Regions from separate parts of the Homo sapiens genome. Here region 1 is linked to region 2. Evidence: chromatin loops called from intact Hi-C (ENCODE). Cell type or tissue: K562. All regions are shown on one strand. Links, peaks and the distances in the headings refer to the core of each region. The heading gives the core; the rest is flanking DNA.

Region 1 (16,545 bases), core at 3,465-11,464, 140 kb after region 2:
TATCTGTAATTACTTTAAAATTAAATGAGTTAAACTGTCTGATTAAAATGCAGATATTGGCAGAATGAATTCAAAACAAACATGATCCATCACAGCAAGTCCTCACTTAAGGTCACTGACAGGTTCTTAGAAACTGCAACTTTAAGTAAAATGACATATAATGAAAATTTTTTTTCATGCTATAATGAAACAGCATTGAAGGAAATGATGCTATTTAAAGACTTACTGCAAGTGGTAGTTTCTAAGACTCTACTGATGATGGCAAGAGAGGATTTACTGTACATGGTGTCTATAAGAGACTCACTTTAGAACCAAGATACAAATAGATCAAAAGTGAATGGATGAAAAAAGATATTCCTTGCAAACAGTAATTAAAAGAGAGCTGGTAGCTATACCAATATTAGGTAAAATCAATTTTAACACAAAAATTGTTACAAAAGACAAAGGACATTATTTAACGACAAAAAGGTCAATCCATCAAGAAGATATAACAATATAAATAACATAAACATGCACCTAACAGAGCCCCAAAATACATGAAGTAAAGATTTAACAGAACTGAAAGGAGAAATAGACAATTCTATAATAACGGAAACTTTAATACTCCACTTTTAATAATGACTGGAACAATCAGAAAGAACAGTAAGAAAACAGAAAACTTGAACAACAGTATAAACCAACTAGACACATCTAACAGACATCTATAGAACATTCCACCCCAAAAGAGAATACGCATTTTTCTGAAGTGCATAAGGAATATTAGCCAAGATATACCCTATTTTAGGCTATTAAATTGGTCTCAATAAATTTAAAAAGACTGAAATCATACTACGTTATCTTCTCCAACCATAATGAAATGAAATCAGAAATCAATGACAAAAGGAAATTTGAAAAATTCACACGTATGTGGAAATTAAACAACACATTTTTAAACAACAAGTAATCAAAAAGGAAATTAGAAACTACTGTAATATGAATGAACGTGCCATTATGTTGTCTCTAAGATAATTGTGAATGTGTTAGAAGACCATCCTCACTAGCAGGAGAGAAGCCTATACTCTTTTTAAAAGAATAAAACTGAAAAGCTCTTTCTTCCTTTATGTTTAGAATGTTTGAGACTAAAATAGGAAAGGCCATAAAATATCAGGGTTTCATTACCCGTTAGATATTTCTTTTTGGATTCATTCCTTCTGGAAGATTTTAATTCATTAATGTTAATAGTTAATCATAACTATTTTTTCTAATTTAAAACAACTGAGGATTAAGGAAAAATAAAATTAAATCACGATATTTAATTTTTAAAGTAAAAAACAAATCTCTAGAGAAGGATACGAATGAAAACGAAAACATACCATGCCAAAACGTAGGATGTGGTAAAAGCAGTGCTCAGAAGAAAATTTACAGTTATAAACACACTTAAAAAAAAAAAAGAAGAAGAAAAATCTCAACCTAACTTTATACCTTCCATGGTTGCTATCCTAAGTTTTGCTACGTAATAGCACTGAAAAATCTGCCTTAGGTGACTCAAGCGAAATTTTTTATTTTATTTTTTACCAAGGATTGGCAAACTGTTTCTGTAAAGGGACAGACAGTAAATATTTTAGGCTTTGTGGGTCAGTCTTCATTACAACCATTAAATCCTGCCATTGTAGTAAGAAAGCAGCCACAGACAATACATACACAAATGGGTATGGTGGTGTTCCAATAAAACTTTATTACAAAATCAGGTAGTGGCTGCTTTTGGCCCAAGGACTGTAGTTTGCTGACCCTGATTTTAATCAATGGATTGACAATAATCTAAAACTCATTCTATTTATACAGTGTCTCCACAAATGTGATACCCACATTTTTAGGTGTGCCAGGTAGTAGAAAAATATTTGGCTAGTTAACCAAAACCAAAACCAAAAGATCTTATCCAGGATCTGACCAAAGGAAACTCTTCAGGTTTTTTTTGGTTTGTTTTTTGTTTGTTTGTTTGTTTGAGACGGAGTCTCGCTCTGTGGCCAGGCTGGAGTGCAGTCGTGTGACCTCAGTTCACTGCAACCTCCGCCTCCCAGATTCAAGAGATTCTCTTGCCTCAGCCTCCCCAGTAGCTGGGACCACAGGCACGTGCCACCACGCCCAGCTAATTTTTGTATGTTTAGTAGAGACGGGGTTTCACCATGTTGGCCAGGATGGTCTTGATCTCTTGACCTCGTGATTCACCTACCTCAGCCTCCTGAAGTGCTGGGATTACAGGAGTGAGCCACCGCTCCCGGCCCGCTCAAAGTAAACTCTTCTTAATGAAACTTCTACTCCCTTGAAAAAGACTCAGGGGTATTAAATTGAAGGGAAGATAATCTACCTGGCTATCAGATTCACTGAGGAAGGAAGACAACATTCATCCAAATTATATTTAGGAACTTCAAACTCTAATTGACATCTGGGACCCTTAATTTGTATAGTGTTATTAATCAAGACCAACTGCCTCAAAGTTAATACAGTCAATGCAGTGCATGACATTTTGGTCAATGATGGACTGCATATATGATAGTGGTTCCCTAAAATTATAATGGAGCTGACCTATATAGGAGTACCATTTTAAATCTTTTTACTGTATTTTTACTGTACCATTTCTATGTTTAGATACATAAATACCATTGTGTTACAATTGCCTGCAGTATTTAGTAACATGTTGTACAAGTCTGTAGCCTAGGATCAATAGTCTATACCATGTTGCCTAGGTGTATGGTAGGCTATACCATCTAGGTTTGTGAAAGTGCACTCCATGATGCTGGAACAACTACAAAATTGCCTAACGATGCATTTCTCGAAATGTATCCCCATCATTAAGCAGTACTTGACTGTAATTCCATGTAATCTTTCTCACTAGGTCTTTGGGTCATTTTCGTATCTGATTTATTGATTAAAAGCTCAAGCTAAACTCTTACTAATGACTTTGCCCTCTTTACTCTGACCTTCACATGTAAATTTAGCAGTCAACACAGCTTTCTCACCCCACCCCAAACCTCTCTCAAAAAAAAAAAAAAAAAAAAGCAGCAAAAAAGCCAAAACAAACGTGTGTGTATACAAGTGCATTCACCACTAGAAGGACTAAATAATAGAGAGATTTAAAGGAAGTTGTCTCTGGTGAGTGGATCAGGAGGATAAGGCAGGAAACTTGGATTCATCACAGTATCTTCAGGATTATAGGATTTTATACCAGATGCATATAAAATTTAAAATAAATAGAAAAAAGAAAATGCTTTAGAAATAAGTTTCAAAATAAAAACTAATTTTCCAGGGCAAATAAAAATAATAAATACAATAATATAGTTTACTTCATGATAAATTTTAAGTCTGGGCTTCTATGGCCAATATGTTACAAAAGAAGTAGGGAGAGGCTTTGGGTTTCTCCATAATAGATCACTGTTAAAGTCAACTGCCTTTGGAGAGATGTATTCAAATTTATGTAAGATTATAACTTTAATTGATTTTCTTAGCCTTAAACTATATATACTAACCAGTGATAAGGTTAATCTATACCAAATCCTGGTTGCTGATAAGAGAACATTTATTATTCTTTGAGAGTCAAGGTCAATAAGAATGATTTCTTGACAAATAAGAAAATAATTTCGAGCACAGTAGAAGGATGTATTCTGCTCCTTTATTTTAGGAATACATTATGTCCCCTATTTTAAACTAGTATCTAAATAAATTTAGATTAATAACACATTTATTTGAGTTGGATACACCTCTGTCCTCTCCATAAGATTAAAAAAGTAAGCGTTCTCCAAAATATAGATAAACAAAAGACTGCAGCTTCAAGAGACAGCTGCTTCTGATATCTAATTACTGGGGGAATTGAGTTGGCAGGAACATCAGACCAACTATCCACAGAACAAAATCATCATTTCTATAATCTGGTAACTAGATCTTAGACTAAATCTTGCCACTGATTTATCTTGAAAAGGAGGTCCCTTTAACAAGTCAATGGCAGGGGGAGAAAGAGAGAGAGGACAGACAGTTTTATAATAAAGAGATTTAAGAGACAGAACAACTGGCCAGGCGCGGTAGCTCACGCCTGTAATCCCAGCACTTTGGGAGGCCAAGGCGGGCGGATCACAAGGTCAGGAGATCGAGACCATCCTGGCTAACACGGTGAAACTCCGTCTCTACTAAAAATACAAAAAAAAAAAAAAAAAAAAAAAATTAGCCAGGCGTGGTGGCAGGTGCCTGTAGTCCCAGCTACTCGGGAGGCTGAGGCAGGAGAATGGCGGGAACCCGGTAGGCAGAGCTTGCAGTGAGCCGAGATCGCGCCACTACACTCCAGCCTGGGCGACAGAGCAAGACACTGTCTCAAAAAAAAAAAAAAAAAAAAAAAACAGATAGAACAACCAAATGTCATGTATGGAACTTGTATGGCCCCTGATTCAAATTAAACCAGAGTAAAAAGGCAGATTTGTGACAACTAGGGACATCTGAATAAAGACTGCTACTAGACGCTGTTAAGGAATTATTCATTATATTGGATGGGATAATAGTATCCTGGGTATTTAATATCTCTTTATCTAAAGAGATGCACAGTGAAGCACTCAGGAATAAAATGTCATAATGTCTGATATTCATTTTAAAATCCTTCAAAAAAAGGATAATATAGGAAAATGATAATTATTAAATGAGTGATGATTAATATAGGAATTCATTAAACTATTCTCTCTACTACTGTTTGTTTTAAGTTTTTCATAATAAAAAAGTATAAATAGTGAACAATAAATACAAAAGTATTATGATTTGTGATTTGTAATATATGTGTCTGTAGGTATTCTTAAAACAGAAGAAATATGCCATAAGAGACAACCTAATAGTGGCCTAGAATTTTCAAAAAAGAAAAAAAGAAGAGGAAGCAGACCAAGAAGGGTAAGTAAGTGGTAAAGTAAAAGCTGTTATTTGATTTAGATTTATTAATAGAAAAGTATAGGTTTTATTATCATCTTTAAGGATGAGAAGGTAACCACTATGTAACAGAAAAGCATATAAAAATTTCCAAATTAATAGAAATTTTACTAAGCCAACAAAAGAAAAATTAAGAAGTATAACACATACTACAGACGAGAGGAAAAACAAAATCAAGCATTTGTTTCTCATTAACTATACATATACTGAGCTCCCTTATCAAAATACAACTGATCAACAAACTAACTTTGAAACAAAACCAAAAAGGCAGAAAACACAGATGAAGAAAAACAGACGCAAACAAAAGAAAAGCAATAGTGTTGATATTAACATTGGAAAATGGGAATTAAAGGTCAAAAGCAAGTAATAGGACAAAGAGTGGTAATAAGTAATGATAAAAGGTCTAATCCACTGAAAAGTTAAAACAGTCATAAACCCTTATGTTCTAAACACTCCAAATTCATTCACATAACAGCAAAACTCCTAAATAGAACTTGATAAAAACAATCACAGCAGAATACTTTAATATACCTTTACCAGAGTTGACATAGTAAGTAAACAAAAAATAAGCAAAATTATAGAGAATTTGAATAATAATTTTTAAAACACTTTGAGGTGTTTATGTTTACAAATATAAGATATATATAAGATAAATATAAGCGGCCGGGCGCGGTGGCTCACACCTGTAATCCCAGCACTTTGGGAGGCCAAGGCGGGCAGATCACGAGGTAAGGAGATCGAGACCTTCCTGGCTAACACAGTGAAACGCCGTCTCTACTAAAAACACAAAAAATTAGCCGGGTGTGGCGGCGTGTGCCAGTAGTCCCAGCTACTCAGGATGCTGAGGCAGGAGAATGGCATGAACCTGGGAGGCGGAACTTGTAGTGAGCCGAGATTGTGCCACTGCACTCCAGCCTGGGCGACAGAGCGAGACTCCATCTCAAAAAAAAAAAAAAAAAAAGAAAGAAAGAAAAAGAAATATAAGCATACAATACCAAGCCTATATTCATGGTTCATTTAAAAAATGAGCAATAAGTCTGGTCACAAAGGAAGTCTTAATTCTAAAACTTAGAGATAGTACAGACTACATTTAAAAATAATAATCAAATAAAATAACCATCAGAGACAAAAATGATTTTTAAACACCTCAGCAACTGACAAGTTAAAAAAATTTTTTTTTCAAGACAGAAATAAAAGTTTAAATTACAAATAGCCTAGAAATTAATGAAAGGGAAAATATTTTACATCAAAATCTATGAGAAATGAAATTCTACACAGAGGAAAATGCATGCAGCTAACAAGACAAACTAAAAATGAATGAACCAAGTACCCAGGCCAAGAAAACAGAAAAAGAACAATTAAAATACACCAAAACAAAGTAGGAAGAAGAAACGGGTAAACATTAATGCAGAAATTAATAAAACAGAAAAGGGAAAAAAGCTAGTTCTTTTGAAAGGCAAGTAAAGTAGATAATTCCCTAGCAAACATAATTAAAATAAATATACCAGACAGAGGGTGCCTCAGTAGTTACTTAAACCTCAGCTTTCTTATCTGGAAAATGGTCACATATTTGCTTTACCTTCCTTCCTTTCCTCTGCTTCTGCCTACTGTACCTTCCAATAGCAATGTCAAATGAACTCATCTGAAAGCTCAGCCCAGCTGGTTCTAAATGTGACACAGGGAACATTACAATCTGTCATTCACCTAATACTGTTGTGTATTTATTTCCTTTCAGACACAGACTGATCCCTAATCCCAGAGCTCCAGTTGCCTTTACAGGGCTTCTTTCTGCTGTGGTTCCTGCCAGATAATCTTGTTCTTGGCTGTCTCCTTTCCAAACACAGTAGCTCTACCCTTGAAAGTCAACCCAGAGCATAGTACCCCTGCCCAAAGCAGGATCTCTTAAACGCTTCAGTGACTGCTATTGCTAAACTGCCTAGTCCAATTTCCCAATGTTATGTTTCTACCCTGCATATAGTCAGGAAAGTGAGAAAGATGGCTGTGGTCAACCGCAAATGTTGGTTTCAAATCCATGCCACATCAGCAAAAAAAAAAAAAATGGATAGGCACCCATATCTGTAAAGGGAAAAGCAAAAGCAACAGAAGCATGGCCTCTATCTCATTTCCACCTTCTAAAACATACACAAGTACATCTCATTGGCCAAATCTACCTTATATCCAGAATACTTGCTGCAAGTGGATCTGGGAAACATAGTTATTAGCTTTCAACACTATGCAAAACAGGAAAAGACACTGGCATGGAAAAATAAATGTTGAAACTAATCCATTGTTTTCATCACATAAAGGTTTTTTTTTTTTCATATTATCCTCCAATTTTAATAAGCAGATTTTTACAGCATGTAAAAAGACTGATAAATTCTCAAAATAAAAGTGCAAACCAGTAAATGTAATAGAATAATACTGGATGCTTTTCTTTACATCTCTGAAATTAATTCACCTTTTAAGGATGTATCCTTATCTCCATATAAATAGACATGTAATATTCCATTCCATACTGACTTTCTCTTCAAAGATTGTCAGGGAAAATTTTTAAGTTTTTCATAGTATGGTTTGTAATTCTCTGGAAGACAGACCAATTCTTTCCATTTATATATTGTTTTAAGTTCCCACTGCAGCTGCAGTGGCTAACTGATCATGGTAGTTTCCTGGTCCCAGTGACTTCCTAATTGTATCAATCACAGTATGGCACAGGTAAGAGAGATTGGATAAGTCTAGGATAATCACAGGGGAGAGAGAATTAAAATACTGTGGAAGAGTGGCAGTGAATTTGTCTTGGATAATCTGCAAAGGAGAAAGAATCGAGTGTAAAAAAATGTTATTAGTCAAATCATGTTGTACACCTTAATATATACTGTTTTTGTCAATTATACCTCAATAAAGCTGGAAAATAAAAAATAAACAGGAAAGAAAAAATGTTGTGAGAACTTTTGATGAATTAGATTGGGGGTAAGGTTGTAAATGACAGACAACTTGTGAGTAACAGACTTGCATAAGCAAGGATACTGATAACATCTGCAGAAATAGGAAAACACTGGAAGAAAATCCGCAGGCCAGAGAAGACAATGAACTTGCCAAGTAGGAGGTGTTTTTGAAATAGTCAAGTGGAACTGCCAGTTAAGCATCTGGATACATAGGTCTGAAACTCAAAGTAGTAGTTTGTATTAGACATATATAAATGTAGAAGCCATTGGTATATGAAGAAAAGTCAAATAGGCATGAAGGATATTGCTTAAAGAAAAACAGAAGAGTGGTAATATATGAAGGCTTAAATGAGCTTTGAAGAATGTCAGCATTGTCAGTACTGCTGATGTCAGGTAAAATGAATACTAAAAGTTATCAACTGGACCAGCTATTATGAAAATCCCTGGGAATCCTGGGAACAGCTGTTTTGCTAGAGTAATGGGTACAGATACCTAAGAAGAGTGGTGTAAAATGAAGGGAAATTTTCAAGAAATTTGGCTGTTGAATGGAAAAAGATACGTGGCTGAGAGAGACTTTCTTTTCTTTTTAAAGAAACATATCTACATAAATACTGATGAGAAAGATATAGTTGAGAGAGGACTTTAAATATAGGTGACAGATAGCAGCACTGACAGTATGTTTCCAGAGCAGGAAGGGGTAGAGTAAGGGACAGAATCCAAAATATGGGAGAAAAGCCAGCATTCAAAGAGGGGACACCATTAGCAGGAAAAAGGAGAGGATACATGTAGGTCTAAGTCTGTAGGTTGGTTGTAAGATGAAAGTATTTGAGTATAAATGTTATAGATCTTGGCCATATATAAAATGTCACGGCCAATAAAAGTTGAGAGAGGAATTCTTTGAATTAACAGGCATGAGGGTACAAGTTGATAGTAAGAGAGATCTTTTACATCCTTCATCAGAGGTGTCTGAAAGGTCACAGTGAGAGAAAAATGGACATGTACATGAAATGGAGATAGGACTGGTAAGCTAGTTTGTACAATTTTGCCCAGCTGTTCTTTAAAAGAGGATCAATAGTGATTAATTCTACATTTAACTTAACCCTTTCTCTCCAAACTAGTGTTTCTTCATAAATTCCAACTTTATACAAAATAACTGATAATTTAGTAATTTGAGAAGTGATAAATGCAAAATCAAAATCATACTAACTGCTGAATAAAATAATTCAAATTCCTTTCTTTTCCTCTTTTTTTTTTTTTTTTTTTTTTGCTCTGTTGCCCAGGCTGGAGTGCAGTGGCGCGATCTCAGCTCACTGCAATCTCCACCTCCCTGGTTCAAGCGATTCTCCTTCCTCAGCCTCCTGAGTAGCTGGGACTACAGGTGTGTGCCACCACGCCCAACTAAATATTTATATTTTTAGTAGAGATGGGGTTTCATCGTGTTAGCCAGGATGGTCTCAATCTCCTGACCTCGTGATCTGCCCGCCTCAGCCTCCCAAAGTGCTGATACACATAAAAATATTTTATAATCTCTACACATTTTATATCCAAATGGCCATTAAATATATAAAAAGTATTCAATTTCCTTAATTACAGAGAAAAAGCAAATTAAAGTCAAAGTGAGATACCACTACATACCTACCAGAACGGCCAAAATATAAAAGATAATGTATCTTTATAAATATTTTATTTTTATAAAAAAGATAATTAGTCCCAAATGTTAAGGCTGTGGAGCAACTGCAACACCAATGCACTGCTGGAGGGAGGATAAACTACTATAACCATTTGAAAACGGTTTGGCAGTATCTACTAAAGCTGAACATACACAAACCCAGCAATGATAGGGCAATTTCATTCCTAAGTACATACGCAACAGAAATGCATATATAAGCTTATTAAAAGATATGTACAACGATGTTCATAGAAACTTTGCTCATAATAGCCCCAAATTAGAAACAACCTAAATATCCATCAAAAGTAGTATCTATCAATAAAATGGGATCCTGCTATGGTTTGAATGTGTCCCCCTGAAAGCATGTGTTGGAAACTTAATCCCTAATGCAACAATGTTGGGAGGAGGAACCTAATGGGAGGTGTTTAGGTCATGAGGGCTCCACCCTCATGAACGGATTAATGGCATAAAAGGGCTTGTTGCCAGTTTCATCTCTTGCTCTCTCTCATGCCATGGGATGATGCAGCATGAAGGCCCTCACCAGATGCTCCCACCTTGATATTGGACTTTCCAGCTCCAGAACTGTAAGAAAGAAGTATATTTTCTTTACAAATTACCCAGTCTGTGGTATTCTGTCATAGTAAAACAAAATTTCATGTGCATGATGTCATGTGCAAAATGTCATGTGATGTCATGTGCAAAATGTCCTGTGCATGATGTTGAGAAACAGAAGCCAATTTAAGAAGCAAATTAGCAAGTAATTAAAAAAATCTATATCAGAATACACATAGCTGACCCTTGAACACCAGGAGTTTGATCTGCAAGGGTCCACTTATATTCAGATTTTTTTCAATAAAAGTTACACAAGTATGCCTGCCTCTCCTGACTCCCGTTCCACTTCCTCCACCTCTTCTGCCTCCGCCATCCTTGAGGCAGCAAGACTAGCCTCTCCTCTCAGTCTACTCAATAAGAAGATGCAAAGATGAAGAACTTTATGATGATCCACTTCCACTTAATGAATAGTAAGTATATTTTCTCTTATGATTTTCTTAATAACATTTTCTTTATTGTAAGAATACAGTATATGATACATATAACGTGTTAATTGTTTATGTTAGTGGTAGGCTACTAGTAGTTACGTTTTGGCAGAGCCAAAAGCTATTCATGGACTTTCCACTGTGCTGGGGGATCGGCACCCCTAACCCCTCTGTTGTTCAAGAGTCTGTTATAATTTGATACTGCATATCTTTTCTATGAATTTTAGCAGCTCCAGAAGCCAGGAATTGTATATGACTTTTGTTTCCTCAGATGAATTTTATTATGTAATAGCTGCTTATTATTTCCTGATCATTATCCCTCAGGAAGTGTTTCATAGTTCTTATCTCTGAAAATAACTGAAATATTTTATTTCAGTATATTTGTTACATTTGACTTTTGACCAAAATTGTAGTCAAATTATTTCTAATAATTTATCATTCAACCTTTGCAGAAATGACAAAGAAGCAAGGCAAATACATAGTTTGATTTCTCAGATACCTCTCTAATGTCATGATTCAAAAATATGGGATATAATAAAAGTATTAATACTAATCAGTCCTTATTTCCTTCCTTGCAGTCTTTTTTTTTTTTTTTTTGAGATGGAGTTTCACTCTGTCACCCAGGCTGGAGTACAGTGGCACAATCTTGGCTCACTGCAATATCTGCCTCCCGGGTTCAAGTGATTCTCCTGCCTCAGCCTCCCAAGTAGCTGGGATTACAGGCATGAGCCACCACGCCTGGCCCAACTTGCAGTCTTGAATGTTAAAGTACCTATCAAATATGAATATTTGAATTTCTGTATATTTACTACTTTGCAAGAATGCCAGAAATCATTGCACAAAATAATTTTAGGAGCAAAGTAAATAAAATGTTGAATCTAAGAAGTACTTAGATATAATATCACAAAAATCTTCAAGTCAGTATTATTGAAATTAATGTGGAAATTTCTAATTCCAGGCAGAGTGTGTTTGGTAACCTGTAGTATATAGCACAGGCTCCCTTGGCCAAGCTTTAACTTTCTGAGGTTTCAGTTACCCATGGTCAACTGCAGTCTGAAAATATTAAGACATTTTGAGACAAAAGAGAGATCATATTCACGTAACTTTTATTATAGTATATTGTTGTAATTGTTCTATTATTATTCCTGTTAATCTTATTGTGCCTAATTTATAAATTGAACTTTATCATAAGATATGAATATATAGGAAAAAACATAGTTTCAGCCATCCATTGGGATTTTAGAACGTATCCCCTACAGATAACGGGAGACTACTGGACATTAGGAACCCAGTTAAGGTTCAAAAAAAGCTTGGGACAAGTTAAAAGTACCTCTTTTTAAAAATGCTTGCCACTTATCTCAGCTTCATGCTTCACTCCCTCCCAATTGGAGAATTTCTAGGATAGAGATGCCAGTAAAACTCATTTAATTAATTCAGAAGAGTAGCCAAACAAATTGTATCTGTCCCAGCAGGAAGTCAGACCTTATCAGTTACAGTGGAGGCAATATTTTTAAACTTTTGCTCATCTTCAGTAGTTAAAGTTTAAAAATCTGTATGTATATTTGGGTTAAGTGTTTTCTGACTAATGCAAAACAAACAAACAAAAACAGGAAAAAAAGTAAGATTCCAGGAAAGGAAATGAAATAACTGTACCTAACCAGTTTTAAAATGAGGGTTCAATTTTCTTCCTTCGCATTACATACCTATGAGAACCAGAAATAAATTGTTGAAATAATTTTTGGATATATTTGGGTATAGTTTATCGTTCTCTGCTTTTAACCAATTGGATGATTTTGAGTCATTTCCAGAACTAGAGTTATGTCCTATTCTATTTGGAAGTATCCATGCTTCAATAAGTGATTGCTCCCTTGCCCTTCCCCCTCCCCCCACCCCCTTCTTCTTTTTTTTTTTTTTTTTTTTTGAGATGGAGTCTCTCGCTTTGTTGCCCAGGCTAGAGTGCAGTGGTGTGATCTCGGCTCACTGCAACCTCTGCCTCCAGAGTTCAAGTGATTCTTGTGTTTCAGCCTCCCAAGTAGCTGGGATTACAGGCACCTGCCACCATGCCCGGCTAATTTTTGTATTTTTAGTAGAGACAGGGTTTCTCCATGTTGCCCAGGCTGGTTTCGAACTCTTGACCTCAAGTGATCTGCCCGCCTTGGCCTCCTGAAATGTTGGGATTACAGGTGTGAGCCACCGCACCCGGCCAATAAGCGATTGCCCTCTATTGACAAACTAGGTAAACCAGTCCTCGAAACCTTTGGAGTTAACTTGGTAATTGGGAGAGTTAAGGAGGACTGATATTTCATGGAATATAATCACAGCACACTTTTAATCTAGTTGCGTATTTATTGGCGTGTCATTTTGCGTGATGACCAGTGTTTAGAACTGGGTTGATTTCATTCAAATTTGCTTCAGTTTTTGCTTAAATTAGTGTCCTGTACTAAAAATGTTCTTAGTCAAATTTTCCATGTCATATAATTTTCTCCTGTGGTAGTCTACAAATGCAAAAATATGTAGTCATCCACAGAATCTTTTTTTTTTTTGAGACAGGGTCTCACTCTGTTGCCCAGGCTGGAGTGCAGTGGCACAATCCACCTCACTTTATTGTGCTTTACTACATGTTGCGGCTATTGTATCTTTTTCCAAATTGAAGGTTTGTGGCAATCCTGAGCCAATCAAGTGTATGGGTGCCATTTTTCCAACAGCATGTATTCCCTTCCTGTTTCTGTATCACATTTTGGTAACTCTCGCAACATTTCAAACATTTTCATTATTATTACCTCTGTTATAGTGACCTATGATCAGTGATCTTTGATATTACCATTGTAATTATTTTGGGGAGTCACGAACCATGTCTATATAAATTGGTAAATTTAATCAATAAATGTTGTATGTGTTCTGACTGATCCGACGACCAGCTGTACCCCCATCTCTCTCTTTCTCTTTGGGCCTCCCTGCTCTCCGAGACACAACAATATTGAAATTAGGCCAATTAATAACCCTACAGTGATCTCTAAGTACTCAAGTGAATGGAAGAGTCACATATCTCACACTTTAAGTCAAAAGCTAGAAATGATTAAGTTTAGTGAGGAAGGCATGTTGAAAGCCAGGACAGGCCAACAGCTAGGCCTCTTGCACCAAACAGGCAAGTATGAATGTAAAGGAAAAGTTCTTGAAGGAAATTAAGTGCTACTCCAGTGAACACATGAATGATAAGAAAGTGAAAAAGCCTTAATGCTCATACGGAGAAAGTGTGAGTGGTGTGGATACAAGATAAAACCAACCACAACATTCCCTTGAGCCAGAGCCTAATCCAGGGCAAGGTCCTAACTCTCTTCATTTCTGAGAAGGACAAGAGGGTGAGGAAGCTGCAGAAGAAAAGTTGGAAGCTAGCAGAAGTTGGATCACGAGGCTTAAGGAAAGCAGCCATCTCCACAACATAAAAGTGCTAGAAACAGCAGAAAGTTCCGATGGAGAAGCTGCAGAAATGCTTTAATTCAGACTTGGCATTGCTGCCAGATAGATTAAAAAAAAAAGTAATCTAGATGGCCAGGCGAGGTGGCACTTTGGGAGGCCAAGGCAGGCGGATCACAAAGTCAGGAGTTCGAGACCAGCCTGACCAACATGGTGAAACCACGTCTCTACTAAAAATGCAAAAATTAGCAGGGCGTTGTGGTACGCACCTGTAATCCCAGCTACTAAGGAGGCTGAGGCAGGAGAATCACTTGAACCTGGGAGGCAGAGGTTGCAGTGAGCTGAGATCATGCCACTGCACTCCAGCCTGGGTGACAGAGCGAGATCCATCTCAAAAAAAAAAAAAGTAATCTAGACAAGCCTAAAATACTACAGATGACACTACACAATGCCAATATACTGGTTAAAAAAGCAGAAAACTTAATCTGGCAACCTAAATGATTATAAAATAGAGAAATTTTTCTCCTACCAAATTAAAGACAGTTTAAACTGTTTCTATAGCAAACAACAGCTTTGTGCTTTATTCGTTTTCCCTTAAAAAAAAAAAGTTTAACAATGTAAAATTAACTTGATATATAAACCATTCCTTCATAGTGCAAGTGCTTCACAGAAATGGAAAATATCAGTTTCCCTTTGTCCAGAGAGACTCAAGTTACAAATTAAGTCGAAACTTACCCATAACTATTTTAAATAAATTTATTTCATTAGTAACTACTACTACAAGGTAACCACTAATAAATATTTGTAGTGGCATAATAGTTCCTTAATGTGGAGTTTTCCTACCCCTGAGAAACAGGCCATACTTTTACAAGTTCACTTTGTTACACAATTAAAAGCTAATTTAATGCAATTATATAAGTTTAGAAAGTATTAATAAAAGAATGCTTGAACATTTATGTGATGTTCTTGAAATGTGTCCCTTTGTTAATAAAGTCCCAAAAAATTTAATTAGATAAGGAACAAATAAAGCAACACATGGCTTTCTGGGAGACTGTTACTACTGAGGTGATTAGCAAGCAAATTATGCTGCAAATTTAGCTGACTATACATCCTGAAATGAATTTAGACCATATTTGCTTAGCCAAATAGAAAATCAACTGTTGCCAACATTATTGTTAAGTGTAATTATAAAAAATTACTGGCAACTACTCTGTTTTAGTAAGGTTTTTGTCTCAATAGAGAATAAATAAAACATTCATTCATGAAACTGAAAATAAGTAAAACCCCCAAAAACTACTTTTCATGCTTCTCATATAATTTTTCAGTTATACCTTTTTTCAACATAAAACAATTATTATCTCATGTCAATTTCAAACCAAAGATTACAAGGCTTCCAATATTTTGAGTCCATAAAAACAGACAACTTAAAACAATAGCTTTTTTTTCTTCACTGAATGCTTTATGAGACATCAAAATTAACCTAGGTAATTGTGTACTAGTAGAAAAGTAAGAAAGCTTCCTATTCTTTTTGTTTTTTTAAAGACAGGGTCAGGCAGGCGTGGTGGCTCATGCCTGTAATCCCAACACTTTGGGAAGCAGACGCAGGCGATCACCTGGGGTCGGGAGTTCGTGACTAGCCTAGCCAACATGGTGAAAACCTATCTCTACTAAAAAAATACAAAAATTATCCAGGCATAGTGGCGTGCGCCTGTAATTCCAGTTACTCGGTAGGCTGAGGTGGGAGAATCACTTGAAACTGGGAGGCAGAGCTTGCAGTGAGCTGAGATTGCGCCACTGCACTTCAGCCTGGGTGACAGAGCAAGACTCCGTCTCAATCAATCAATCAATCAATCGATAATAAAGACAGGGTCTCGCATATTGCCCAGGCTGGTCTCAAACTCCTAGGTTCAAGCAATCCTCCCACCTCAGCCTCCTGAGAAGGCCAGCTGGGAAAAATCACTATTCTTTCTTTTTTTAAATTCACCATACAGGGTCATTCTCAGAAAACTTATTGTTCTTGTTTCAAGTTTTCTTATTATTCAAGAAGTAGACACTAAAATCAACAGTGCACTAAGAACATTAACATCATATTTCTACTAATAATGACAACTTCCCTTCAATATATAGTGATAACAGACTCTCTTGACTGTAAAAGGAAAACATTACTGAAGAAAGTAAGAATATTTACTAAAGAACATATATATTCTTTAAAAAATTATTTTACATTAAAATTCCTAGTTTTTAATTTTTTTAGTTGGGCAATTGAGTTGGAGTAATAGTTATGTTCTCTTGGGAACTCAAATGTTGAATGATACTAGGCATAATAATATAGATGGTCAGATTTAATTATAGTGCAATATTGATTTTAAGCACCTGACTTCTTATTAAATATCTTTTACTAACTTGTTAGATATGCAAATCATTTATACTAGATAGAAATGTTTGACTCAAAGTTTAACATACTTTTCAACAAATATTAATAATGATTTAAAAATGTAAGATACTTAAATAGCCATTTTTTCAAATTATTAGGTAATTTGGTGAATTA
Region 2 (16,545 bases), core at 4,409-12,408:
AATTTCCACCTTGGCCAAAAAGGGCCAATATGGCCTGGTCTTCCACTACTTCTCAGACTCATTTCCTGTTATCTCCTTCTCCTACTCATGCCTTAGCCATATGGACCTCCTTGTTGGGCCTTGCAAACCCCAGACATGCTCTTGCCTCCAGGACTTTGTAGGTGCTATTTCCTCTGCCAGCAATGCTCCTTCTCAGACAACCTTGCTCCTTCACTTGCTTTGTACCTCTGCTCAAATACTACCTCTCCGAGAACACTTTCCTCAGAACCCTATTTTAAAATGCAGCTCCATCAGTCTCTATCTGCTTACCCTGCTTTATTTTTCTTCATGTTACTTGTCACTACCCAAGAATTTTCTTTCATTGCATGCATCTGGGTTCTTTCTAGCCTGTTTCTCCACAGCTCCTTAGGGCAACTATCTTTGCTTGCGTGGTTGCAACTTAGTTGCAGGCATATTAGTATTCTAGCTCAGTGGGAGGGAAAAATAAATAAGGGCTCATATGAACACACATTACTTTATGTTCTCCTGAAAAGAAATTAGTGATACAGCCATATCAGAGTTTGGGAGGCTTGGGAATGCAATGTCATTGTGCACATATGTGCCTGACCAACAATCTACTGCTAGAGAAGAAGGAGAGAACTTACTTTGGTGAACAACATGCCACAGTCCTCCACAATGTGTGGATTTTAAAAACTGAAAAATAATCTGTAAAACATATAAAATGTTTAAAATATAAAAAACCATCATGTAAGATATTACATAATTATGACCTGGTAAATATTATTCACCACTGAAACAAGTGCTCTTTCTACCAATCTACTCTGTAGTATAATTAAATTTAAACTATGTCTTTTTACGTGTGGTTTCCATGTTCTTTGTGGAATTTCTGGTTGCTTTTTACTGTTTTTTGTTGTTGTTGTTTTTTTGTTTTGAGACAGGGGCTCACTCTATCACCCAGGCTGGAGTGCAGTGGCATGAACATGACTCATTGCAACCTCGATCTCCTGGGCTCAAGTGATCCTCCTGACTCAGCCTCCCAAATAGCTGGCACACAGGTGTGTGCAACCACACCTGGCTAATTTTTCTTTCCTTTTCTTGTAAAGATGAAGGTTTCCCTATGTCGCCCAGGCTGGTCGCAAACTTCTGGTCCCAGGTGATCCTCCTGTCCCAGCCTATCAAAGTGCTGGGATTACAGGCATTAGTTGCTGCACTTTGCCTTTTTTTTCTTTTCCACATTTTTACATAGGCATTTTTCCAAGTTCTCAGCCATACTATCTATTCTATGAAACCTCCCTCCCTCCCAGGGTCCCTATCATGCCGTCCTTAGTTCTCCTGATTCACCATTTCTTGGATCCCATGTTGTCCTCTTCGATTTATTCCTTTTGTTGCTGGAGTACAACCTCAGGAAAATTTCTAGGAAAGGGTACGAGTTCTCACCCCACGTATTTACCATCACACTTGGTCAGTTCTAGATTCAGAACCATTTCCCCTGAGCACTGTGAAGGCACTGTTCCCTCATCCCACAGAATCTAGTGTTGCTGAGGGACCTGTGTCATTCCAATTTCCTTTACTTTGGAGACATCTTATCCATAGAAAGTTTAAAGATCTGTGTATGCTCAGTGTTCATAAATATCCCCAAGACCTTTTCCATGTCTCCTCCTTGATTTTGAGAGACTCTTACAAAGTTGTTTCAGGTGTCCCCAAATCCTGAAAACTTAACTGTATTATTTACTGAACAATGATCTTGCCCCTGTTTTCTCTGTCCCACACTAGAACCCCTCATCAGACGTGGACCCCTTGTACCAAGTCTCTGTGTTTTCTTTTGCAAGTAACAAAGATCAATACTATAACACTTTTCACTTCATGGGCAATGGTGAAAAATGTAGTGTTTGGTTTTTATGAGAGTATGAGGAAGTGACCTCTCATATACCACTAGTGGGAATGTGTATTGTTATAACCTCTCTGCAGGCCAATTTCAGAGCCCTCAGAGGCTCTAAAAACATTCATATTCTTGAACTAAGCAGCTTCTAGGAATGCAATCTCTAGTTCTAGGCACACAAGCTAATAAAATAGATATGAGTGAAAAGACAATTTTTTAAAACACCATGTCCATCTCAATGAAATAGCAAAAAAAGGAAGCAATTTAAATGTCAACCGATAGGATATTCTTTAATGATATCATGGCAGCATGGGCTATCGTGTAACTCTTTAGAAAAATGATGTGGATCTTATTTATTGCCATGAAAGATGCTCATGTTCTAGAGCTATGTGAAAAGGACAGAAAGTAGATTAATCCTATTAAAATTATACATATCCATACATATACAGAGAAACGCTAAAGTCTCTAGAATGATATACAACGTTTATACATTGTTTATACAATGTTACACAGAAATGTTCACAGAGATCTCTTTAAAATTATGGTTGATTAGAAAAAAATTTAGCTTAAGTGTATTCTTTGATGTTTTCTTTTTGCTATGAACATAGAGTTTTATCAAAAAAGAGTTAATGATATAAATCTCTAGACAAATTTAAAGTATTTTCCATACAAACATCAGTAAAGCAGAATTAACCAGAGGTAAAAACATATAAGTATGGAATCAAAATATGTGATCTTGTCCCAGTTCTACTAACAACTGTGTCACCTTGAACAAATATCTTAACAGCAGTTTACTCAGCTGTAAAATAGGGAAAAATAATGGTTGCCTATCTACTTCACTGTGTCATTATGAAAAAACAAATAAAAGTATATTTAAATGTTTTGAAAAGCGTAAAATACTACAAAAATGAATAATGGAATAATCAATATTATCACCAAAGCAATTGAAAATATAAATGTTGGTTTGCTACAGAATGGGAGAAAATATTTGCATCTGACAAAGGTCTAATATCCAGCATCTATAAGGAGCTTAAATAATCCCATGAAAAAGTGGGCAAAGGACATGAAGAGACACTTTTCAAAAGAAGACATACATGCAGCCAACAAGGATATGAAAAAAAGCTCAATCACTGATCATTAGAGAAATGCAAATCAAAACCATAATGAGATACCATCTCACACCAGTCAGAATGGCTATTACCAAAAAGTCAAAAAATAACAAATGCTGGCAAGGTTGCAGAGAAAAGGAAATGATTATACACTGTAGGTAGGAGTGTAAATTAGTTCAACCATTGTGGAAAGCAGTATGGCGATTCCTCAAAGAGCTAAAAGCAGAACTACCCTTTCTTTGACTCAGCAATCCTATTACTGGACATATACCCAGAGGAATGTAAATCATTCTACCATAAAGACACATGCACGTGAATGTTCACAGCAGCACTATTCACAACAGCAAAGGGATGGAATCAACCGAAATCCCATTAATGATAGATAGTATAAAGAAAATGTGATTATATATACACCACGGAATACTATGCAGCCACAAAAAAGAATGAGCTCATGTCTTTTGTGGGAACATAAATGGAGCTGGAGAGGGTACTATCCTTAGCAAACTAACGCAGGAATAAAAAACCAAATACCACATGTTCTCACTTGTAAGCGGGAGCTAAATGATGAGAACTCATGAACACAAAGAAGGAAACAACAGACACTGGGGCCTGGAGGGTGGGAGGAGGGAGAGGAGCAGAAAAAATAACTATTGGGTAGTAGGCTTAATACCTGGGTGATGAAATAATCTGTACAACCAGCCCCTGTGACACGAGTTTACCTGTATAACAAACCTGCACATGTTTTCTAAAATTTAAATATCTTTAAAAGTTGTAAGGTTGAGAGGGTAAGAGAAGGAAGGGAGAGGAGTATGAGATGTGGCTCAGACCAAGAGAACTACTGTAGCAGGAAACTGGTACAGCGGCAGTGAGGACGAAGGCAGAAAAACCAAAAGGACAGTCCTTATCATGTTTATAATTTTGTGTAGGGCTGGCCTGACTCTAAAAGTAATAACAATATATTTGCCAAGATAATAACTATATATTTAGTTCACTGATAAACCATAATGCTTATTTTCCATGGAACAGTCCACTTACGTGTTTTTGAAACCAGCATAATAACAATATATAAATTTCCCCCAATAGGAATCTCCTTGCAGTTGAGCTATACAAATGAATTGGGAATTTTATGATTTTCCTTCCTCCTCTTCACTTGCATAATGGGCTACATATATAACTACACACCCCTTACCTCACACTATGGCACTAAGCTAATTATAAAAGCCTGTTTAAATCTAGCCACCTGTCTTTTGTTTTGCTGCCTACCTGGGCCTTTTCCAAAGAGGCAGAAAAATCTCCTATCAGTCTGTTATCACAACCAGAATGCAAGAGATTAGTGACCAGGGAGAGAAGCAGAATCAGTTTACATCCTTTCAGGCAAAAGAATAGTATTACTTCACAAGCAAGAAATCTGGGGCCCCCTGACCTTAATTTAGGAAACCTGCAGTTAATCATCATGTTAAAGTTGGTTTTACATGCGAGACAGTTTTTGTTTCCGCTGTTATTTTTACAATTTGAGTGTCCTTTGTGATTACCAAAATTATTTGCTGAAAGGCATATATCAACATTTAAAATATTTAATCCATAATAAAGTAGGCCTTACAGATTAGGTATATCTGAATTAAAATATACTCGGTGTCAATTTTTTAAAAAGCTTAAAAAAATATTGCTTGTGTTTATCCAGAGTACAATTTAGCAATCTAACTCTGCTAATTATGACAATTAATATACTTAATTTCTTTCTTAATTGAGGAATAAAAAGGTTTTTAACTGTAATCCGACAACCCAAATAAAGAATCACATAAATCCCACCACTGGCACACACTCACCTCTCTCCCAAAAGGTCAATTGTTTCTTGAAGGAAAGAGAACTAAGCCTGAAGCTACAAATTTGGCAAGGAAACCCGGTCAAAGAACAGCTGTGCAAAGCCAGGGAGAACTAGGCAGGTGATCAGGTCAGTATGCAGAGGTTCTGATGACACTCAATTGAACCTGGCTACTTTTTCATAATCGAATACTTAATGAAAACAAATCTAATTAACACCATAAGCCAAAAGGAGGCACAAGTGGTCTTTTTAAAGTGTGGTTAACTTTCACTTAACATTATACTAGAGAAACAATACTAGCTGAACCATTTTAGCTGTTTCAATGTAATTTACAAGTCATCCCTGTGAGTTACTGATTCTACAGACACCTGTTCTCTTTTACAGAGTGATTTTCTGTGTGTGTGTGTGTGTGTGTGTGTGTGTGTGTGTATGTATGTGTGTGTGTGTGTGGACATATGCATGTGTTGGGGGACAGGAGAGTTATTGAAATGAATAGTCCAGCCATGGAGATGATGCTTACAGAATGAAAATGCAGTGTGGGTCTATATATATATTGACATAGAAGAAAAGTTATAATGGCATTTTTTTGTACAACAAAAGTTTAGATTTATTACATATTTATTTCCAAGGTACCTTTGTTATTATGAAAACAGAACTAATACTTGGCCAAAAAAAAAAAAAACCCAAAAAACAAAAAAAAAATCACTTCACAATGTCAGGTTTTCCACTTCCATGATAAAGGGAAAAAATATCTATTGCAGACACGGAATCATTCTGCCTTGGGTAAGTCTAGGGAGGAAAAAAAGGAGACATATGGGATGAATTTGCAAAAGTTTAAAAAGATGCTTTTGACAGCACCAAGACTACTCTAGTAAATTAAGTATATACTAGGATCTATGAGGCTTTGTTGGTTATATCCTGTGTATTCTTGGCATTTAAAAAATTTTCATCTTTCTCCTCTTAAAAATACAGATAAAAATTTACCAGGTTTTAATGACAACAAATTAAAATATTGCTTTACTCAGTTTCCTATCTGCCTTTAGCATCAAATGTAGAGCCTTATAGAAATATTATCTTAGAAGTTAAATGTGGTGCAGTCTTCAAAGGAGATAATACATTAGTATTACTATTATTTTTCATTAAGCAATTGAACTAAAAGTTTAGGGCCTTTTTAAACCAATGTTTTATAACTTTAAAAAATTATTTTAGTTTCTTTTGATAATCACTGTATTAATAGCAGCTATGTAATTAGTAGGTCATAGTACTTAAAACATCAAAAACCATGGAATGTCTTTAATTTGGTCAGATATTTACTGATATGTCATTATTAACCTATCTTTTACAAACAACCTTAAAACCGAGATAATAAAACACACCATCCAGTAACATGTTTAGCTGAAGAAAAGTTATCCTTATGGTTCTTTTCTAGTAACTCAAGATAACTAGTCTACTCATGAAACACAGCAAAAAAAAAAAAAAAAAGTTACAAAATACTTCAGCTATTTTCCCCTATGATCAAACTTCAACTCTGAAGCAAAAATATTGCTAAACGTCTTATAAAAATCCAGATTGTAGTCTTTTAAATGACCTATACAGTAGTAACAATATTCATATATATAATTTAAAATTCTCAAAGCAGGTCCATTGCAAAAACAAAACAAAACAATACAAAACTTGACAGTACAGGTCAAGTATACCTAATCCAAAAGTCTGAAATTGCTCAAAAATCTGCAACTTGAGCGCCAACGTGACGGATTAGAGATGCGCAACTGTAATAATTTCTGTACGTTTCTTTCTAAACTAAAAAGTGGAAGTTTATTATTGAAAGTAACTTACAGCATTTATAAGCTCCTTTTGGTAGCCATGTTCAGTAATCATTTTGCAGGTTTTAAAAAACTATCAGTACTATAAAAGGCCTAAAGGTATACTAACAGAATGGAAGGGGAAATTTAAATCTTTGCTTTCAGTAACCCTCTAAGTATTTTTGGATCTATAGGATTTATTTAAAGTAAATTTAGTAAAGCATATTTACTATCCCTCATGAAAATATCAATTTGATAAAAATAATATTTTTTCTCAATTTCAATTAAACATTTACTGTGTATTTAGTATATTACACATCAGGCACTGTGCTAGGTGCTTTCTAAAAAATTTTCTGCTCTAAATTTCCTCAATAAAAGCATCTAAAGCATTAAGTCAAAACCTTTCCAAGTAAGTAATTTATCTTTTAAATGTTACGTATGGACACACACACACACACACACACACACACACACACACAGTTTCTTCTGGTTAAACTACTTATCAAACGAACTGTTGCTATCATCCTTGAAACAAAAAGGCCAACACCATTTGCATTATGGGTATATTGCTCATTTAATTAATCAGAACCACCTGTCTAAATAGCAATCGCAATCTGTACTTCAATGTTAAAAAGATCCAGCTGAAATACAACCCTCCTAATTCTGATCAGTTTGAGAACTATTTTTTCCACAGTTAAAGGGGTCACTATAAACATAAAAACTGGCATTGTTTTCCTTTGATTAGGTTACAGTAGCTTAAGTCTCTAAACACTAGAATTCCTCACACAGCTGTTAACTGTGGACCAGGGGACTGGCTCACATCTGCTTCTCACTTATTGCATTAATGGTTCACTTTCAGGTCCTAAAAGGATTGTTGTATCCCCTCCCCAAAGATACTGTGGAACCCATCTATGTCTGCCTTCTACATAGCTGACTTGTTCTGGTTTCTCTCTCTATACAATGCAAATCTCAGTGAACTCACATCTGTCACAGATCGACCCAATTCGTGGGCAATCTTTTCCCATCGACCTGGAGTCCCTCCTGGGAACTTAACCATACTTCTTGTCAGTTGGCTGAGGTCCTCTTCTGTCCATTCAGGTGCCTGCAAAACATTAAAGAAAATAAAAAAAGATAATTGGGAGAAAATAAAAAGATAATTGGAAGAATAAAAAAAGATAATTGAGAGATAATTGCTGTGAAGCAAATTATTGGCAATATGCTTTCTGTAAAAAACAATACTAAATTGTATCTAATAGTTTCAATAAAGATTTGAGCTGCATATTTAACACTGGAATGCAAAGCTCTAGAAGCCTATTTCATTTCCTACGTATACTAACTAAGAAAGCATAAATATTGCAAAACCAGGTTTTGCAGACATTTTTTAAAAAAGACCATTCAGCTTTGAATTAAAATGAGAAACCATTCTCAAAGCTTATGAAATGCATCCTTGCTATAAAATGCAGTGCTGCTCATAAATGCCTCACATAAAGTTACTATTAAAGGGCTCTCTCTTTTTTTTTTTAAACACACACTTTAAAGAAAGCAAAAATAAAAATAAAAAACTTACAAGTATAAATGAAATGTGAACAAGTAAATATACTGGTCTGAAATCAGAACTGCAATGACACTTTATGATCATTCTATGTAACGATATTCAATTTTAAAATAATATTTTTTCAAGAAGTTTAGCTTGTCAAATGTCACTCTTTTTTTTTTTTAAACTTCGGAACAGAAATAAAATTAGAAACTCTTGTGGCCAAGACTCAAACCATCAAGTCCATGTAAAGCAGCATTTCATTTTATTTTGACCATTTCATTTTGGTCAACTTTTAGCTTTGACTAAATGATTAAACTAAATTTAAAAATACCTTAGAGATTATAAACACGCATATGCAAAAAGTCTAACAGCAAGCATATTCTCTGCATTTTTCTCAGCACTAGCAGTAGTCAAACCCCAAAGTGAGCACAGAGAAATAAATTATTATCAAACAACAAATAACCACGTTACAATTATTTCACATTACACTTTAGTACTGAACTATTCTCCACCAGAGGCAATAAAGCACTCTGGTATTAAACAATACTCCAGTAGCCAGCATAGAGACTGAGGAAGCCTACCTTATTTTCCTTTAATTAAAATGAAAGAATAAAGAAAAAGAAAGAGGGAAAGAAGGAAACCTTTGAGGCAAATACCTTTTCTAATCACCATTTCCGATAATGAACAGGCATACATCAGGCAGTTTGCATTACAGAACCATCAGCACAGAACAACAGTCAGAGGTGAGTGACCCCAGGGACTATCTCCACAGCTACAGCAAAGCTTCTCCCTGACACTAATCCTCCCTGTCATTCTCCCACTGTGCTCTAACCACACTGACATCCGCCTGCCTCACTGCAAGCTTAACGGGGCCCTTCCTGACTTTTTACTGTCTCCCCCAATCAATGGTTCAAGCGTGCTCTTTTCACCATGTCCAAATGGCAGCTTCACTCATAATCAAAGTGCATTGCCCCTGTTAAAGGGCTTTCCGAAAGGCTCTCCCATTTGCATTCATTTGCAAAGCAAACTACTTTTATTCACTTTGTTCTGCTATCAAGAATGTTCGCTGAAGCAGATAAATTGGCATAAATACAACCTGCCACTTAAGAGTCAGTAAATAATAGCCAATAGTAGGGAGGATTTTATCAATCATTCTATTTTGTATCCACTAAGAGCTGAAAGCCTCAAACATATTCATCAGTACAGCCTCTACAATACATGCATAAATTCACTTATATAAAAAGGTAGCCCACATTGGGTCTGGTCGGAATTTCTTTGATATTTAATGAATATCAGAAATCCAATTCTTCATATCAGATGACTTAAAAATTTACACGGAGGGTTTTTTCTTTCTCCTTGTCTTTATTTAAGGAAAAAAGAATTATTCTTATTCAGCTACAATTTAGAGAAATATAATTGGATTTTCAACAAAATCATAGTTTTATTGCTAAAAAGCTTTAATAAGTAGACCAATCGGTTTCAGAAATGCAAAAGACTTAAGTTTTAGGCAGAATTTAAATAAGCTTACAGTAAAAGATCATGTCATGAAGAGCTTGAAGTTGATCATTGCATAAAGATATATACTGATCAAACCATACAGTATGTACGAAATCACACTAAATCAAATTACCTAATTTCTATGTTATTTTAACATTTTTGGAGCAAAAAAATTGTCTACAATGTCTAAAATATAAATCATTGTTTCAGGTAGTAAACTAAGTCTTTAAAATAATTTCTATTTTTAACAGATCAACTTCCCAAATACTCTGCATACATAAACATTGACATTAAAAACAAATCTGATTTTAATTAGATTAATGAGTGTGTAAAAGCATAGTAGTTTTCTGAAAAATAAAAATTTTATATAAAGTATTTGGATTGAATTCCTGAAAAATCACCTACTGCTATGACAGTCTTAAGTTTCATAGTTATTTTATGGCCATAATTTTTATTATTAATATTTTTAAAGAGGCTCGATAGTGACTAGGGCCATAATCTGAAATCTGAGAGAACCCTTTTAGCAATGCATTATTCTCCCTCCTACAGCTGTAAGGCACTTTGGTGAATGTGTAATTCCTCGGCAATAGTTAGTTGTGTCTTTAGAAGCAACAGAGCCTCCTGTGATCCAGCTACTACAGCAGCCATGAGGGTGGCCATGGTGTGAATGTACTCTCCCTCTTCTAATCTGGAGCCAACTGTAGCTGTGAAAGTCAAATGAATGCATAAGCATACTGCTTTGCCACTTAAAACCATGTGTGTCCAATCTTACCGAAACACCGGGCCAAATATTCATCTCTACAGTAAAGTAATGGAAGATACCACATGGTGTGGAGACAGCTGTTGTGACTATACAAGCACTCCAATTTTGCATCAGAAAAGCCCATTCTGGGAATAAATCTCCATACTGAATACAAAATAAAAAGTTTTCAAATTATTAAATATTGTAATGTAATGACCTCAAAATATAGCAACCAAAGTAAGAACTGATATGAAAACTTAAATTATATTCCCAAATCATGTACCTTTGGGATGGATTTTTGCCATAAAACCCACTATGTTCAAAGATTTGGTGTCTCTGAAAATCCTCTATATTCTTGGGGTAGGGCTGTATTTTTAAAGTAATCTATATGGACTTTTCCTCTCACAGCTTTGGACTATAAAATGTTAATTAGAAAGCATCATATAATTTATTTGGCACTAAAAATTATGGCCAAATTAAAAAAAATTTTTAATGTACTTGTTTATTGTATTTTTATACTTTAATGACAAAAGGCTCATTTCTATCTAATAAATAGATACTGAAACTCTCTAATGAGCAATACTTCTATTGAAATGACCTATTAATAATAATTATTTATATAAATACAGAAGCTAAAATTTTGGATTCAACTATTTTTATTAGATTCAGCTCAACTCATAAATTCTCAGAAATTTTATCCAAGAAAATAACATTCTTACATCGCATTGCCCAGTTAATATATAACACATTATTATACATAATAATATAACATATTATTAGATATACATAACACATTAGATATACATAACACATTATTAGATATATATACACATATTAGATGTATATATCTAATATGTATTAGATGGGATGGGATGAGATTGGATGTCTAATAATCTAATTATCTCTTACCCTCAAGTTCTATAAACACTTTTAGTGCATTTAATTTAGTGCACAGTTTTCAGCTATATAATTTTCCTTTCCTATTTAAAAATGGAGGCATGCCCTTGACAAATATATATAAATACATGGTATAAAAACAACAACAAAATTAAAAACTAAATAACCTCAAATGTCTTTTTACTCTTAGGAAGAGAAATTCTTTTTTGAGGCCTATCTTCCTGACTTGCAGTTGGCTGCCTTCTTGCTCAGTCTTCACATGGCCTTTCATGTGTGTGTGTATGTGTGTGGCGGGGTGGGGGGAATGGGGGAGTCTGTTGTCTCTCTTCCTCTTCTTTTAAGAATACCAATACTATCGATTTAGGGCCCCACCCTTCCGACTTCATTAGCCTTAATTATCTCCTTACAGGCCCTAGCTTTAAATACAGTCACATTGGGAGTTAGGGCTTCAACATGTGAATTTGGGGGCACACAATTCCGTTCAGAATAGGCAGGACACAAAAAAACAAAAACTAAAACAGAAGTCCACAATTTGGCCCAACTGGTTTTTCAAAATTCACTGAATTTATACAATACATAGATAAAAGGGCAGGAATTGGCTTTTGTCCCTCTATGACACTGGCTCTGAATTAACATCTACTGAAATATACCAATTGGCAAACCTTTGTGCCCTTAATCAATATTGGCGATCCTCCTAAATTTAAACAAGGGTCCCCCTATAATCTTAGGGGAGTTATTGAACATAATATAAAGGACAAGTATGCATGCCTCGCCCTAACCACAGGAATTCTGTCTTGCCTTAATTCCCTATGGTCATCACACCCATTGTTCTAAAATATCCCATAGTGGTCATGGACACTCTGACCCAAAGAGTCATGAATTAATTTTAAGTCTTTGGCACTAACAAATTGCCTTTTTAAAATGGACCCCATGGACGTACTGCTTCCCCATGAAAACAGTTAATACAGCCAGATGTAAATTAAAACAGGGCCTTTAATGATTAAAACCCACTATACAAGACCTATTTAGAAAAGGGGTGATTATCCCCACTGCCTGTCCATTTAACAGCCCAATTTGACCAGCTTTTCCACTTGGGAGGAATGTATGGTGCCTCCTGGTGGATTACTTCAACCTCAATGCTGTGGACTTCACTAAGGACCCATACCCAATATAACTGAAATTACTGACTTCATCTAACCAGCAACTGGTAAATATTTTGGTATTATAGATTTGGTGAATATGTTTTGTTCAGTGCCTATTTCAACACTCTTGACTGCAGTTTGCCTCCAAAGGGACCCAATACAGTTTTACCCAGCTACCACGGGGTACTTTAAACAGCCTCACTGTAACATACAATCTTCGAGGGCAAGATTGAAACTGCACCCTACTTTCCCCAGGAATGCAGGTATGACATCACACTGATGACCTCCTCCGCTGAGGAGATTCCTTTGATACACTCACTCGGGACATACAAATGAAAGGAGCTCACGGGGTGACCCACCGCCTTACACACAGAGCAAGGCCTTGGTTGTATTTCTGAACATTATTGGGTAAACTGAAGGCAACTCCATCCATGACACTGTCAAGAAACAGCTATTGACTCTCATAGCACCCACAGTTTCTTTTAGGCTCTTTTGGGTTCTGGAGGAAACATACTTCTCATTACAAATTGTATTAAGCCCATATATGTTGTTACTTGCGAAATGACTCACCTTGAATGGGGCCCCTTTTAAGCAAAGGTTCTGGAATCTGTCCAAATTGCAAAACAACTGACACCCCTGCGTGTCTCCCACAGACTCCTTAACTGCAGAGGATTTAGCAGTCTCCTATCAGTGTGAGAGTTGTGTGCAAGTAATGACTTGAAATGGTAAAACCACAAATATTTGGATTTTGCCAAAATTAAACTTTTAGTCTTTTAAAGAAACTATTTTTAAAAATGAAAAGGAAGACCACAAACTAGCAGCAAATATTCTCAACACATATCAGAAGAAAGATCTGTATCCCAATCTGTCTATCCATTCTCCTATTAATGGATATTTGGGTTGCTGCTAGCTTTCATTCATAAGGCTAGTTTATGAATGAATAGAGCTGCTATGGATATTGTGTAAAACTCTCTCAGTGGTCATGTTTTAATTTCTCACATATAAATACAGAGGGGTGGAATTGCTAAGGTCATTGGGAAAACGTACGTCTAACTTCGTAAGAAACTACAGGAGTATTTTTCCAAAGAGGTGCTATTTTACAGTCTACCCAGCAATGCATGAGCATTCTTGTTGTTCCACATCCTTACCAACACTTGACATGGTCAGTTGTTTTAATTTTGACCATTCTGGTGGGACTGAAATATATCTTACTGTGGTAATAATTTGCATTTCCCAGATGACAAATGATTTTTTTTTTTTTTTTGAGATGGAGTCTCACCCTATTGCCCAGGCTAGAGTGCAACAGTGCAATCTTGGCTCACTGCAACCTCTGCCTCCCAAATTCAAACAAGTCTCCTGCCTCAGCCTCCCGAGTAACTGGGATTACAGGTGCCCGCCACCACGCCCAGCTAATTTTTGTATTTTTGGTAGAGACGGGGTTTCACCATGTTGACCAGGCTGGTCTTGAACTCCTGACCTCGTGATCTGCCTGCCTCAGCCTCCCAAAGTGCTGGGATTACAGGTGTGAGCCACTGCGCCCAGCCAGACAAATGATCTTGAATATCTTCACATGTGCTTACTGGCCAAGTGAATGCTTTCTTGAAGTACGTGTTCATGTCTTTTGACCATTTGTTAATTGGTTGTCTTCTTATTAGTTTTAAGATTTTTTTATATTTTGTAGATACTAGATCTTTGTCAGATATAAGTATTACCAAATATTTTCTTCTGGTCTATAATCTATATTTTCTTTTTTAATAGATTTTTTCCTTTTTAGAGACAGAGCCTTGCTCTGTTGCCCAGGCTGGAGCACAGTGGCACAATAAGGCTCAATGCAGCCTTGAAATCCTGGGCTCAAGTGATCCTCCCGCCTTGGCCTCCGCAGACATGAGCCACCACTCCTGGACCTTATATTTTCATTTAAAATTCTTTAACTTTTACTTTGAAATAGCTTTAGGTTTATAGAAAGTTTTAGAAAATAGTACAGAGTTCCCATATACTCTTTATTCAGCAAACTATGGTGTTAACTATACAGCCATTGTGATAACAAGTCAGCCTCCAAGGTGTTCCTCAGTGATTCCCACTTCCTAGTATTAATGCCCTTGTGCAGTCTCCTTCCACAGTGGCTAGGGCTGACATGTAAAACCAATAGGATACTGTGGAAGGGATAGGGTGTGTTTTCCAAGGATAAATGATAAAAGACATATACACACACATACACACACACACACACACACACACACATATATATACATATATACATATATATACATATATACACACACACATATATATATATATATATATACAGCTTCTGCCTTGCTCTTTCTTGGGTTACTTGTCTCTCTCTCTCTCTCTCTCTCTCCCTCTCTCTCTCTCTCTCTCTCTCTCTCTCTCTCTCTCTCTCTCTCTATATATATATATATATATATATACACATACAGCTTCTGCCTTGCTCTTTCTTGGGTTACTTGTCTCTAGGGGAAGCCAACTGCCAAACAGTGAGGCCGCTCAAGCGGCCCAATGGATAGGCAGTAATAGGAAAGGACATTGTCTCCCTCAAGGTCAAAGGGCAAACAGTCTTTTTTTTTTTTTTTGAGACGGAGTCTCACTCTGTCGCCCAGGCTGGAGTGTGGAGTGCAGTAGCGCAATTTCAGCTCACTGCAAGCTCTGCCTCCCGGGTTCACACCATTCTCCTGCCTCAGCCTCCCGAGTAGCTGGGACTACAGGCGCCCACCATCACGCCCAGCTAATTTTTTTTGTATTTTTAGTAGAGATGGTGTTTCACCGTGTTAGCCAGGATGGTCTCGATCTCCTGACCACCTGCCTTGGCCTCCCAAAGTGCTGGGATTACAGGCGTGAGCCACTGCGCCCAGCCAGGGCAAACATTCTTATTGTCCAGTATAGTGAAGATATTGCCTCCTCAGAGGAATGGGTAGCCATGTTTATTGCCTGTTGTAAAAAATTTGAGTTACCTAAGTTCAGGATTCCCCATCTGTAATACACCGCACTGGTTGTTTAGGAGTCAGTTGGCCCTCTTACTCTGTGGGAACTAAGCTCAGAGAACAAGCAGAAAAATGCTGATACTCTAGCTACTGCTGCTGCTGTGAGTAATAAACTGCCCTTTGTCTCTGACCCAGGAGTCTCATGTCTTCTACCAGCATTCATGAAACTGTAGCAGGCTACCTTATTTGCTCACAAGTAAGGTAAAATCTCAAACTCTTTACAGTTTTTGACAGTTTTGGTGATGAGGATGGGATTCTCACAGACTCTTCCTCTTTCTGAATGAGGGCCTTGTAGAGATTTGCAGAAGTTACTGGGCACCTACAGCGAACATGCTAATTAAGTTATATTGTCGGTTGGGCAGCAAATGTCACTTCCTTTTACTGTCTATTAATAAGGAAGAATTGTGGAAGTGGCTGCATGCTGAATACCAGGAAATAGGTTCAAACACAGCTGCTATAAAGGCATCCTTATTGTTCCTAAATCTCTTCCAGGTTAGGGGACTTCCTTGCCATCCTGTTTGGTCAGCCTCAGGTCTGTACCACTGTAACAAGTACTAAGTAACAGTACTAAGATTCATTTTGTGTAGCCATAAAGTCTACTCCCTTTCAGAAAACAATTAGAGATACACACTCATAATGAGCATGAAAAGAGAAATTCATGAGCACAAACCAGGCCAATCATTAGAACAATGGCTGGTTCACTTGGGAGATAAGGGGGCAGGGTGTGTAATGCTTCTTAGGGAAGAATGGGATCAGGTGGGTTGTCTTACAGTACAACCTCTTCTGTAGTCTATTATGCCAACCTTAAATCCATTTGGAAATGACAGCAAAATGTCTCAAAGTGGGTCCTGGGTGCTTTCATCCTTTCAGGGAGATCTCGCAGAGAAAGATACACTCTTGTATTATAGGAAACCAAGGACGACGACTTGAAGAGTATTCAGGCTCTTACTGCCCTGGATTGGATTTATTAATAGAATGCTAAATCCAGTGAAAGTGGAACAAAAGTAACCTCACAGAAAATGAGAAAGTAACTCAAAGAAATGTACGTAAATCTATGCAGTCAGCCCTGCCACTCTGGAAAACTCCTCTAGCCCTTATGTTGAAATTTAGGATTTA

Evidence for each region. A loop is a pair of places that touch in the nucleus more often than their neighbours do. Peaks named below come from ENCODE experiments on the same cell type or tissue, not always from the same donor. Only the 100,000 strongest peaks of a DNase experiment are listed, where the experiment ranks them.
Region 1: it touches region 2 in a loop (5-fold over the local background); 1 of 110 quality-filtered maps calls a loop at or near these places.

What each region holds. Positions count from the first base shown.
Region 1 is chr10:21,936,929-21,953,473 of GRCh38, forward strand. The region is part of intron 1 of DNAJC1 (DnaJ heat shock protein family (Hsp40) member C1); the gene reads right to left. Among named protein-coding and RNA genes, the nearest start is that of DNAJC1, 59 kb to the right of the region's middle. In K562, for the core only: no CTCF peak of the experiment used is centred there; no DNase peak of the experiment used is centred there.
Region 2 is chr10:21,798,386-21,814,930 of GRCh38, forward strand. It overlaps DNAJC1 (DnaJ heat shock protein family (Hsp40) member C1), which reads right to left. Exons shown (of 12, transcript NM_022365.4): 9 at 7,595-7,714. Among named protein-coding and RNA genes, the nearest start is that of DNAJC1, 200 kb to the right of the region's middle. RefSeq lists enhancers at 8,815-9,109, 12,037-13,236. In K562, for the core only: no CTCF peak of the experiment used is centred there; a DNase peak (open chromatin) is centred at 8,946; H3K4me3 peaks cover 1,295 bases.